Regions from separate parts of the Homo sapiens genome. Here region 2 is linked to region 1. A link is an interaction called in ENCODE POLR2A ChIA-PET data of the cell type or tissue named here. Cell type or tissue: MCF 10A. All regions are shown on one strand. Region 1 has its middle 16 kb from the start of SCD5. Region 2 overlaps SCD5 (stearoyl-CoA desaturase 5).

Region 1 (5,000 bases):
CTCCCTCCACAACACCCACCCGTTTTCTTTTAGGATAGTTATTTTGGTTTCCAAGGGCAGATAAATGCAGAGACGTTCTTATTTATTTCTCAGCATTAGCTGCTGTTATTGTTTCCGTTTCAACGACCTCTTTCTCTTCCTGCTGTGTCAATTACCACAGCCTGCTCTAAAAAGGCAAAGGCCCCTGCTGTTCTCTAGCAGGGAGGGGGAATTTGTAAATAGAGTTCAGGAATGTCAAAAGGGTGACCCAGATTTGTAGCACCAGAAGAAAAACTGGTTCATTTTGAGTATCCTAAGCCATCACTCAAATGTAGCCTAAGCTTGATGTGGGAAACAGGTTTGCAGAAAGGTTAATTTCATGAAAATATATATCCTTAATGAGGAGGACTCACTACTTGAGGACTTCAAGGCCAAGCAAATGTTTATCCCAAGTCCTCAAATTACAAACTCTCTCTTTAATGCTTGCCCATTAATTTCCAACCAGGGGAAGTGCAGAATTGATTTTGCTCCAGAATGGAAATCAAATTAACTCTACAAGGGGAAAAACGTTATCGAAATAGAAACAGGCCTCAGTTGTTTCTGCCTTTTTTTTTTTTTTTTTTTTTTTTTGAGACGGAGTCTCACTCTGTTGCCCAGGCTGGAATACAGTAGTGTGATCTCAGCTCACTGCAACCTCTGCCTCCCAGGTTTAAGTAATTCTCCTGCCTAAGCCTCCCAAGTGGCTGGGACTACAGGTCTGTGTCACGACACGCAGCTAACTTTTTATATTTTTAGTAGAGATGGGGTTTCACCATATTGGCCAGGCTGGTCTTGAACTCCTGGCCTTGTGATCCGCCCACCTCGGCCTCCCAAAGTACTGGGATTACAGGCGTGAGCCACCCCGCCCGGCCTTGTTTCTGTCCTCTTTCTTAAAAGCTTTGGTACTTACCAAAATTTTTATCCCTCCTGAAGACTTGTAGGTAACAGACAAAGACATTGTGGAAAAGGCGGATGTATCACAGACTTTCAGAGCTGCAAGTGAAGTTAGAAATCTAGTCCTATTCCCTCATTTTACAGTTGGGGAAACAGAGGCAGAAGGTGGTGACATGATTTGGCTAACAGTATGTGGCAGAGAAGGCACTAGAACCCAGTTCCTTGACTCCCAGGTGTCATGAAGACACTACTTCCAGCAGTCGGGATAAAGTGAGCTCCCTAATAGCTTTTTACTACTACCACCCAAGGCTTCCCTCCAGTCTAGAACGCTGGTTCTGTAACTCTTCCCTGGTGTGATCTACAAGAAGTATGCCGTTGTTCTGGCCATTTTCTCCCTCTTTTTCTCTACACTGCACCCTTTGCTTTGGGGAATCACTCTATGTGGTCTTGGTAGGGTTTGAAATCACTGGGCTCGGCTGAGTGTGGTGGCTCATGCCTGTAATCCTAGCACTTTGGGAGGCCGAGGCGGGTGGATTGCCTGAGCTCAGGAGTTTGAGACCAGTCTGGGCAACAGGGTGAAACCCCATCTCTACTAAAATAGAAAAGAAACTAGCCGGGCATGGCGGTGTGGGCCTGTAGTCCCAGCTACTCGGGAGGCTGAGGCAGAAGAATTGCTTGAACCCGGAAAGTGGAGGTTGCAGTGAGCCAAGATCATGCCACTGCACTCCAGCCTGGGTGACAGAGCGAGACTCCATCTCTACAAAAAAAAAAAAAAAAAAAAAAAATTAACTGGGCTCACACTAGGGTGGGCATACTATCCGGACCAGCCAGTTCTGGTACTCCACCTCCCTGGCACAGACCTTGATCAGGTAGTGGGCATGAGACCCAAATGAAGCCAGAGTTGTCTTTACTAACAATATATAGATATTGTGAGAGGGTCTCTCTTTCCTTTGTATATCACAAGTAGTGGAGATGTAGGCTCTGTGCTGACAAGAGTTACCTTACCCACCATGTGAAGAGCACCTGCCTGAAAAGATGCCAACACACCATGCTCAATAAATGTTACCCACTATAATGTGTATATTCCTCTTTTGTGGAAGAAGCCAGGTCTCTGCAGACTAATGGGTAAGTGGGGCAAGGGAGCAAAATCAAAACCAAAACTCAGGTTTTTGTTATACAGTAGCAGTTATCTTTACCTTGGGGGGAAAAAAAATCTCTTTTTGTGGGAAAAAGACAGGCTTACTAGGCTGAGACCTGGGTTGGAATCCAGATTCCAGCTGTGCTTAGCAACTGGAATTACGTAGTGCCCTGGGCTGATGTGAAGATTGAGAGAGATTTAAATACATAATTGAGTGCCCAGCTCAAGTAAATGGCAGATCCTTTCAATCAGCAGCAGTACCTACCAGGAAAGGCCTGTTAAAACTGATTAAACAATGTACCAGAAAAAGTGAAAGCTAATTTGCTTTTTCTCTGTAATCTACATTTATTTAAAGATTTGGGACATTTATTTAAAGATTTGGGACATTTATCCATAAGATCAAATGGTTAAAAGTGTCTGTGCACAGTCCCTCTTATGCTTATTTACAGAATAATTTGAAGATGCTGACATCTTCAGCATGTGATAAACACCCCTGCAGATTAATCAGAGGTTATACTTGAGGATGCTGCTACCATAGCAGTGGAACAAAACAAAGGGGTGGGGGGGAATCTGTATGTTTGTGTGTGTGTATATATATACATATGCATACACTATTGGCTGAAACTTCATGACAATTCCAAATGAAGTCTCCACTGTGGCAGAAGAGTCAACAAATGGCTTCACATTCACTCTTAGGTGAATCCAAATATGGTCAGGTGTTAAGTGGTTATCAAAAACGTGTCATCCCTCCCTCCCCCACTTCTTTTGAGAGAGGATTTCTCTCTGTCATCCAGGCTGGAGTGCAGTGGCATGATCACAGCTCATTGCAGCCTCAACCTCCTGAGCTCAAGTGATCCTCCCACCTCAGCCTCTTGAGTAGCTGGAACTATAGGCATGTGCCACCATGACTGGCTAATTTAAAAAAATTTATTTTGTAGCGATGGGGTCTCATTATGTTGCACAAGCTGGTCTTGAACTCCTGGGCTCAAGCAATCCTCCTGCCTCAGCCTCACAAAATGTTGCAATTACAGGCATGAGCCATCAAAGTACATCTGGTCGCCAGGGATCCTATGGCATCTTCCTGTCCTCCAGGATACATGACAATTTTCTGAATCCAAAGAATATATAGGTTCACTGGACTCTCAACAGTTGGGTATAGAGCAGTTCTGTTCCCAACTTTTTCCTGCCCCACACTGCTCCAATGAACAACTACCTCCACTGACTCTATCTCTGATTACACATAATGATTCTCAAGTGCAGCCTAAGGGTACATCCATCCCATCAAACCCAAAGGGTGGTATAAAGAAGGGAGAAGAGGACCAGAAGTAATATAAAAAGCACCACCTCCAGAGACTCTGATACAGTTCCTGGCCAACACCCGGCCTCACCCACCAGCTTTCCTCACATTCCTTCCCTTGTTTTAAAATTAAGTAGGTTTTAAAAAAAAAGCACACATCATAAAAAGTAAATTGAACAGACCTGGCATTCAGAAAGCATTACTGGCCACTATATATGAAGTAATGACAAGGGTAGAAAATACAGCTCTAACTTTCCAAAATGTCACAACAAAGACTTGTATGATCCGTGAAATCTTTATATAAGAACAGCCTTAAACAGAGGTTCCTGAATTGTGCAGGCATATACTCTAATGCCATCCACGTTGAAAACATTAAAAATAGAATTATTTACAAAATCAAGTTGACTTTTTTTTCCATTTTTTAAAAAAGAAAACTTCTTAAAAGTTGTCTTTTCTGAAGAAAAACTTTCTCTAATTGCCTATTATCTTCATATTTCAGAGACAAAAACAATTTGAGTTTGGCTCATCTCACCTCCATTCATTTATATGAAACTCTTCCAAGATTATAAGCCACATAGAGAAATGGCTGCAAGTGGAAAAAAAAATCACAATGTAATGAAAAAGGAGAGAGCAGGTGCCCTGCTACCAGTGGCAGGTAGTTTTATACACTCATACTCATTTTTTTTTCTTTGAGATGGAGTCTTGCACTGTCGCCCAGACTGCAGTGCAGAGGCGCGATCTCTGCTCACTGCAAGCTCCGCCTCCTAGGTTCACGCCATTCTCCTGCCTCAGCCTCCAGAGTAGCTGGGACTACAGACACCTGCCACCACGCCCGGCTAATTTTTTGTATTTTTAGTAGAGGCGGGGTTTCACCATGTTAGTCAGATGGTCTCGATCTCCTGACCTCGTGATCTGCCCGCCTCAGCTTCCCAAAGTGCTGGGATTACAGGCGTGAGCCACCGCGCCCGGCCTATACACTCATATTCTTAAATAAATCTTTGGGTTGGCCAGGGCTCCACTGCCACCTACTCGTTTCTCATCTTTTGGAAAATAGTTTTTTTTTGGTAGAATGACACCAAATATGCCATTGTCATGTCAAGATAAACATGCAACTGCAAAACAAATTCTAACTATAAGGGTGATTAATTAAAAAAAAAAACTTGAAGCCAGTCCACTCTGCAGATGGTCTTGGGCTGATACTACTGTTCAGGGTCAAATCCAGAGGGTCACTTTGTCACTTCAACGAGTAGTGGAACTGACTCACACTATCTTTTTATTTTTATTTATTTATTTATTTTTGAGACGGAGTCTCGCTCTGTTGCCCAGGCTGGAGTGCAGTGGCACGATCTTGGCTCACTGCAATCTCCGCCTCCTGGGTTCAAGCAATTCTCTGCCTCAGCCTCCCGAGTAGCTGGGATTACAAGCGCCTGCCACCACTCCGGCTAATGTTTTTGTATTTTTAGTAGAGACGCGGTTTCACCATCTTGGCCAGGCTGGTCTTGAACTCCTGACCTCGAGATCCACCTGCCTTGGCCTCCCAAAGTGCTGGGATTACAGGCGTGTGACTCACACTATCAAGTGCATAGGAAACCAATGAGCTAGGTGACAATATATCCATTTATAAGTCTAGATAGTCCATTCCTGAGACTCCAA
Region 2 (5,000 bases), 70 kb before region 1:
TGCTGGGGTCTTAGAATAAATAAATCCCCAGATAACACCTGAAATAAAGATGCACCTTTCTGGCCGGGCATGGTGCCTCACACCTGTAATCCCAGCACTTTGGGAGGCCGAGGTGGGTGGATCACTTGAGGCCAGGAGTTCAAGACCAGCCTGGCCAACATGGCAAAACTCCGTTTCTACTAAAAATACAAAAATTAGCTGGGCATGGTGGCTCATGCCTGTAATCCCAGCTACTCAGGTGGCTGAGGCATGAGAATCGCTTGAACCTGAGAGGTGGAGGTTGCCGTGAGCTGAGATTGTGCCACTGCACTCCAGTGAGATTCTGTCTCCAAAAAAACAATGCATCTTTATATGTCCAGACAATTACAGGAGAGAGCTCACCAATGATGCGGGTCTCTGAAGAGCCCACCACAATGTCCAACATGTCAAACACTGGCCAGGCTCAGGGAGTGGAAAGCAACCTTTCCAATTCCCTTATCCCTAACTCCCCAATTACCCACCCAGTCCTGGGGATTCAGAAACTAGCTAGCACACTGAGAATGTGTAAGGAGAGAAAGACGCGTAGACAGAGAGAAGCTACAGAGAGGCTCCCACCTAGCCCCCAGCCCTTTCCACTGAGACTCCCAGTTGGATCCAGGCCTGAGATGAGAAAGGGGATGATAAACATTAAATCAAGTTCAAAGGTTCGATTATCAGCTTGGGCTGGTCATTCTAATTTCTGAATTGAGACAGAGCTTGTAACTTAGAGTGACAGGAGGATAGTCTATTTCCTAAAAATTAGTTGAGCCAGGCTCAGTGGCTCACACCTGCAATCCCAGCACTTTGGGAGGCCGAGGTGGGAGGACTGCTTGAAGTCAGGAATTCAAGACCAGCCTGGGCAACACAGTGAGATGCCCGTATCTACAAAAAATAAAAAACAAAAATTAGTGGGGTATAGTGGCTCATACCTGTAGTCCCAGCTACTCAGGAGGGTGAGGCAGGAGGATCTCTTGAGCCCAGGAGGTCAAGGCTGCAGTGAACTGTGATTATGCCACTGCACTTCAGCCTATTAAAGTATAAAAGGGCAACAGGAAAAAAGTTATATATATATATTTTTTAATTTTTTTTAGATATGCCACCCAGGCTGGAGTGCAGTCGTGCAATCACGGGCTCACCGCAACTTCTACCTCCCAGGCTTGAGCGACCCTCCCACCTCAGCCTCCCAAGTAGCTGGGACTACAGGCACGTGCCACCATGCCTGGCTAATTTTTAATTTTTATGTAGAGACAGGGTCTCACTATGTTGCCCAGGCTAGTCTTGAACTCCTAGCCTCAAGCAATCCCCCCCGCCTTGGTCTCCCAAAGTGCTGAGATTACAGGCATGACCACACCCGGCCACTAACTTCTTTGTTGTTGTTGTCACTGTTGAGACAAGGTCTGGCTCTATGACCCACGCTGGGTTGCAGTGGCACAATCTCGGCTCACTGCAACCCTCCCAGGTTCAAGCCATCTTTCCACTTCAGCCTCCTGAGTAGCTGGGACTACAGGCACGCACCACCACACCTGGATAATTTTTCTATTTTTAGTAAAGATGGGGTCTCTCCATGTTGCCCAGGCTGGTCTCAAAGTTCTAAGCTCAACAGATCCGCCTGCCTCAGCCTCCCAAATTGCTGGGATTACAGGTGTGAGCCATGGCGCCTGGCTGAAAAAAGTTATCTCTTGATTACATCAATAATTGTATTTGTTGACCATGATAGTTACATTTATTTTGTCTGTTTACAATTTCTCCCAAATATGTTTTAAAAGACAAAACAAAATGTTTTGATCATGCAGTCTGTTCCCCAGACGGTTACCCATATTTCTTTTTACTTATATTATCCTCCCACTCATACAAACTAGGAGGGTTTAACAACTTCTCCAATCACCTGATTACATTTACTCAGGTACAAAAAGTCCCTAACTGCTCATCATTTAGGACACAGCAGTTACTAATGCATTAAAGTTGGAAATAGGTTTCCCCAGGCACTTAAGGCCTTGGCAAGCTGTATCCCCACGACCGTGGGAAGAGGTCAGTACAGGTATCTGTTGGCTTAAAGCCAGTCTCACTTGTCTGGAATGCCCAACTTCATGCTGGCTGCCTGCCTAAGGGCTTTCAAAGACTGAAATCTGTAGGTGAGTTTTCAGACTTCATGCCGGGAAGTTGAAATCTAATAGAGAAGATGGGTTGGCAGAACTTATGTCTGAACTTCCAGCAAGTAAATTTTTATAAATAAAAGATGTAATTAATTATTTAGCATCAATAACATGCTTGAAGAATTTAGGTATCACTTGCTAGTCTTCGAGAAGTTATTGCATAATCATAGAGATGCATAATGCATGAAGACATGGCCCCACTAGATACCATCTTAGGAGAGAGACTGGGTGGAGCGAGAGGGAAAGGGATTGCATTTCAATCAATTATTTGGAGGTGATGTGTTGCATTTATTCATGCAGTATAATAAAGCTGAGGTGGGAAAGTAACATCATTTTCTTTTCTGTAGAAAGATACGTGAGTAAATGAGGACAGGGAGAAAAAACAGGGGTATTGAGCCCTATTTCTGGCTATGGAAAAAGTGCTAAGTGCTGTAGTCATTTAAATCATGTTCCCACAGTCAGTCCTCAGGGCTAGGATTCACCACCCCAGGAAGAAATCTTGCAAGCTATCCAACAAAAGATGTCACAGGGTGGACCTTGACAAAAATCTTCAAGGTCCTCACAGTCCTCAGCCTCGCTGGCACTGATGTCTGATCCGGTGACTACATTTCTCAAGAACCCATTTCTTGGGGACAGATTCACATTATCTAGCCTCACAGCCTAAACCAGAGAGATGGTTTTCTAATTCATGGGGAGACTCAAAAGTCCACGTAACCAATACATTATTTCCCTGCAGGCAGACCTCAGCGGGAGGCCAAATCCTAAGCAGTGACTTGCTGGGTGAGCACGGCTCAGAACAAGGAGAGACATGAATGGAATGTTTCAGGCACCAGGCAAAGGCAGGCTGATGTGTCCATCTCACAACAGAGAGGGTCTAACCCAATGTTTGTTTGTTTTTTCCCGACTTTAAGTTCAGGGGTACATGTGCAGGATGTGCAGGTTTGTTACATAGTTAAAATGTGTGCCATGGTGGTTTGCTGCACAGATCATCACCTAAGTATTAAGACCAGCACCCATTAGCTATTCTTCCCAATCCTCTCTCCTCCCACCCCTGCCCAATGATTTTTAAACTTTGTGTTGGTACCCATTATAAAGTGGTGAGATCATTTCATGAATCACACCCAGATACCATTTTTAAAATTAAAAGTATGGAGTATGGACTCAAATGGAAAGTATCAGATAATACTGCATATCACTGAGGTAGGTAAGAGGCAGTACAGAGTGGTGGTTAAGAGGCTAGACACTAAATGCGGGCTAAGTAGAGTCAAATTCTCACTTTGCCAAATACTGGCCATATCACCTTGGGCAAGTTATTGAATCTCTCTATGCTTCAGTTTCTTTGTTTGCAAAATGGCAAAAAGTATAGTACCTGTCTACTAGGTTGTTCTAAAAATTAAATGACTTAATATCTATAAAGGGCATAGAGCAGTGCCTGGCTCACAATAAGTGCTATATGAGTTTTCATTTTTCTTAAAAATTGCTTTATGAAACTGTTACCCACAGTCCAAAATACCAGAACTGAGATCCTATGGCAACTGGAGTCACACATGCTGAGCAGTACCGGAGAGAAAGTGGGGGACTGAATCGTTTCCATTATCACTGAATTAGAAAACTATGGAAGCAATACCAGATTGCAGGAAAATGGGAACCAGAGGAAAATACTCAAAAGGACATCCCAGATGACCAGGCTAGAGCTCTCTTAGGCTGAGGAGTGGCTTTCAGCCAATTAAGAGGAAAAGTGTTTTTGATGAGATGAGACTCCATAAATGTGTCTTTCCTGGAGAGAATTCTCATTGTCTGATGTACACTTTGCCCTTTTTTCTCTCTTTGGCTTTCATCTGAGACCACGATGACATATTTTTATGCTCTAGTTAAACCTGAATTTTCTCTCTTCAGATCAATCAGGTTCTTGTCTTAATTTCTTGAAGCATATCAGCTGTACCAATTGATTATTGCATTCCATACCACAAGCCCTTCCTTCATATATTTTTCTCTATTCCACAGAAGTCTGGACAAACAAAAGGTGACTGACAAGGTAAAGGCAAGAGACCAAAAGTTTTGAAGACATTTGAAGAAGACATGATAGAGTAAATGGAAAGAGTCAATATCCAAGCAGAACTAACATTGATACGGGAAAGAGCAAGGGAGGTGCTGAGTAGAGAAGAGCGGGGTCCCTGGCAAGGGCTCCACCCTTGGTCCTGCGCCCATGGACCCAAGCGAGAATAGGCACTCCCACTTTTACACTCAAGGGTTGCATTTTCCAAGACCCCTCTGGCCTACCACACCCCCAATCCTGTTGCCATATAAACCCGAGACCTTAAGTGGACGCAGACACAAGGGCGTCAGGGGGAGAGGAGGAACGGGGAACACACCCACAGACCAGCAACAGTGGAATGACACAGGCACCAAGGGGAGTTCGGTTGGGGGGCAGTTAGAGAAAAGTCTGGGCAACCTGCCCCCCAAGAAAGACGACCTTCCCACTCCATCCCCTGCTTCTGGCTCCCCATCCATCTTGCTGTCCATCACTCCTGTCACACTCCTGGCGAGGGGGAAAGGGAACTCCCCCATTTCAATATTACTATAAATATGTATATTGAGCACCTACTATGTACCAGGCACTGTGCTAAGCACTTTATAACCATGCTTATTACAATCACTCTGAGGGATAGATGATATTCATTAGAAATGCAAATGAGGAAACTGGCACTTGGGAAGGTTAAAGCCTGCCTGAGTCTCACAGTTAATAAATGTTAGAGCCAGAGCTCACACAGACTCCCTGGCTCCAAAGCTCATCCCTTTCTCTTACCCACTGCTACAAAGGTTTTAGAA

The links. ChIA-PET counts read pairs that join two places held together with the same protein. Peaks named below come from ENCODE experiments on the same cell type or tissue, not always from the same donor. Only the 100,000 strongest peaks of a DNase experiment are listed, where the experiment ranks them.
Region 2: POLR2A ChIA-PET joins it to region 1 with 5 read pairs; 4 of 35 experiments call an interaction of 5 or more read pairs at or near these places.

The regions. Positions count from the first base shown.
Region 1 is chr4:82,812,060-82,817,059 of GRCh38, forward strand. No RefSeq gene overlaps it. Among named protein-coding and RNA genes, the nearest start is that of SCD5, 16 kb to the left of the region's middle. In MCF 10A, no CTCF peak of the experiment used is centred here; no DNase peak of the experiment used is centred here.
Region 2 is chr4:82,742,444-82,747,443 of GRCh38, forward strand. All of the region lies in intron 1 of SCD5 (stearoyl-CoA desaturase 5), which reads right to left. Among named protein-coding and RNA genes, the nearest start is that of MIR575, 8.5 kb to the right of the region's middle. In MCF 10A, no CTCF peak of the experiment used is centred here; DNase peaks (open chromatin) are centred at 2,048, 2,368 and 2,938.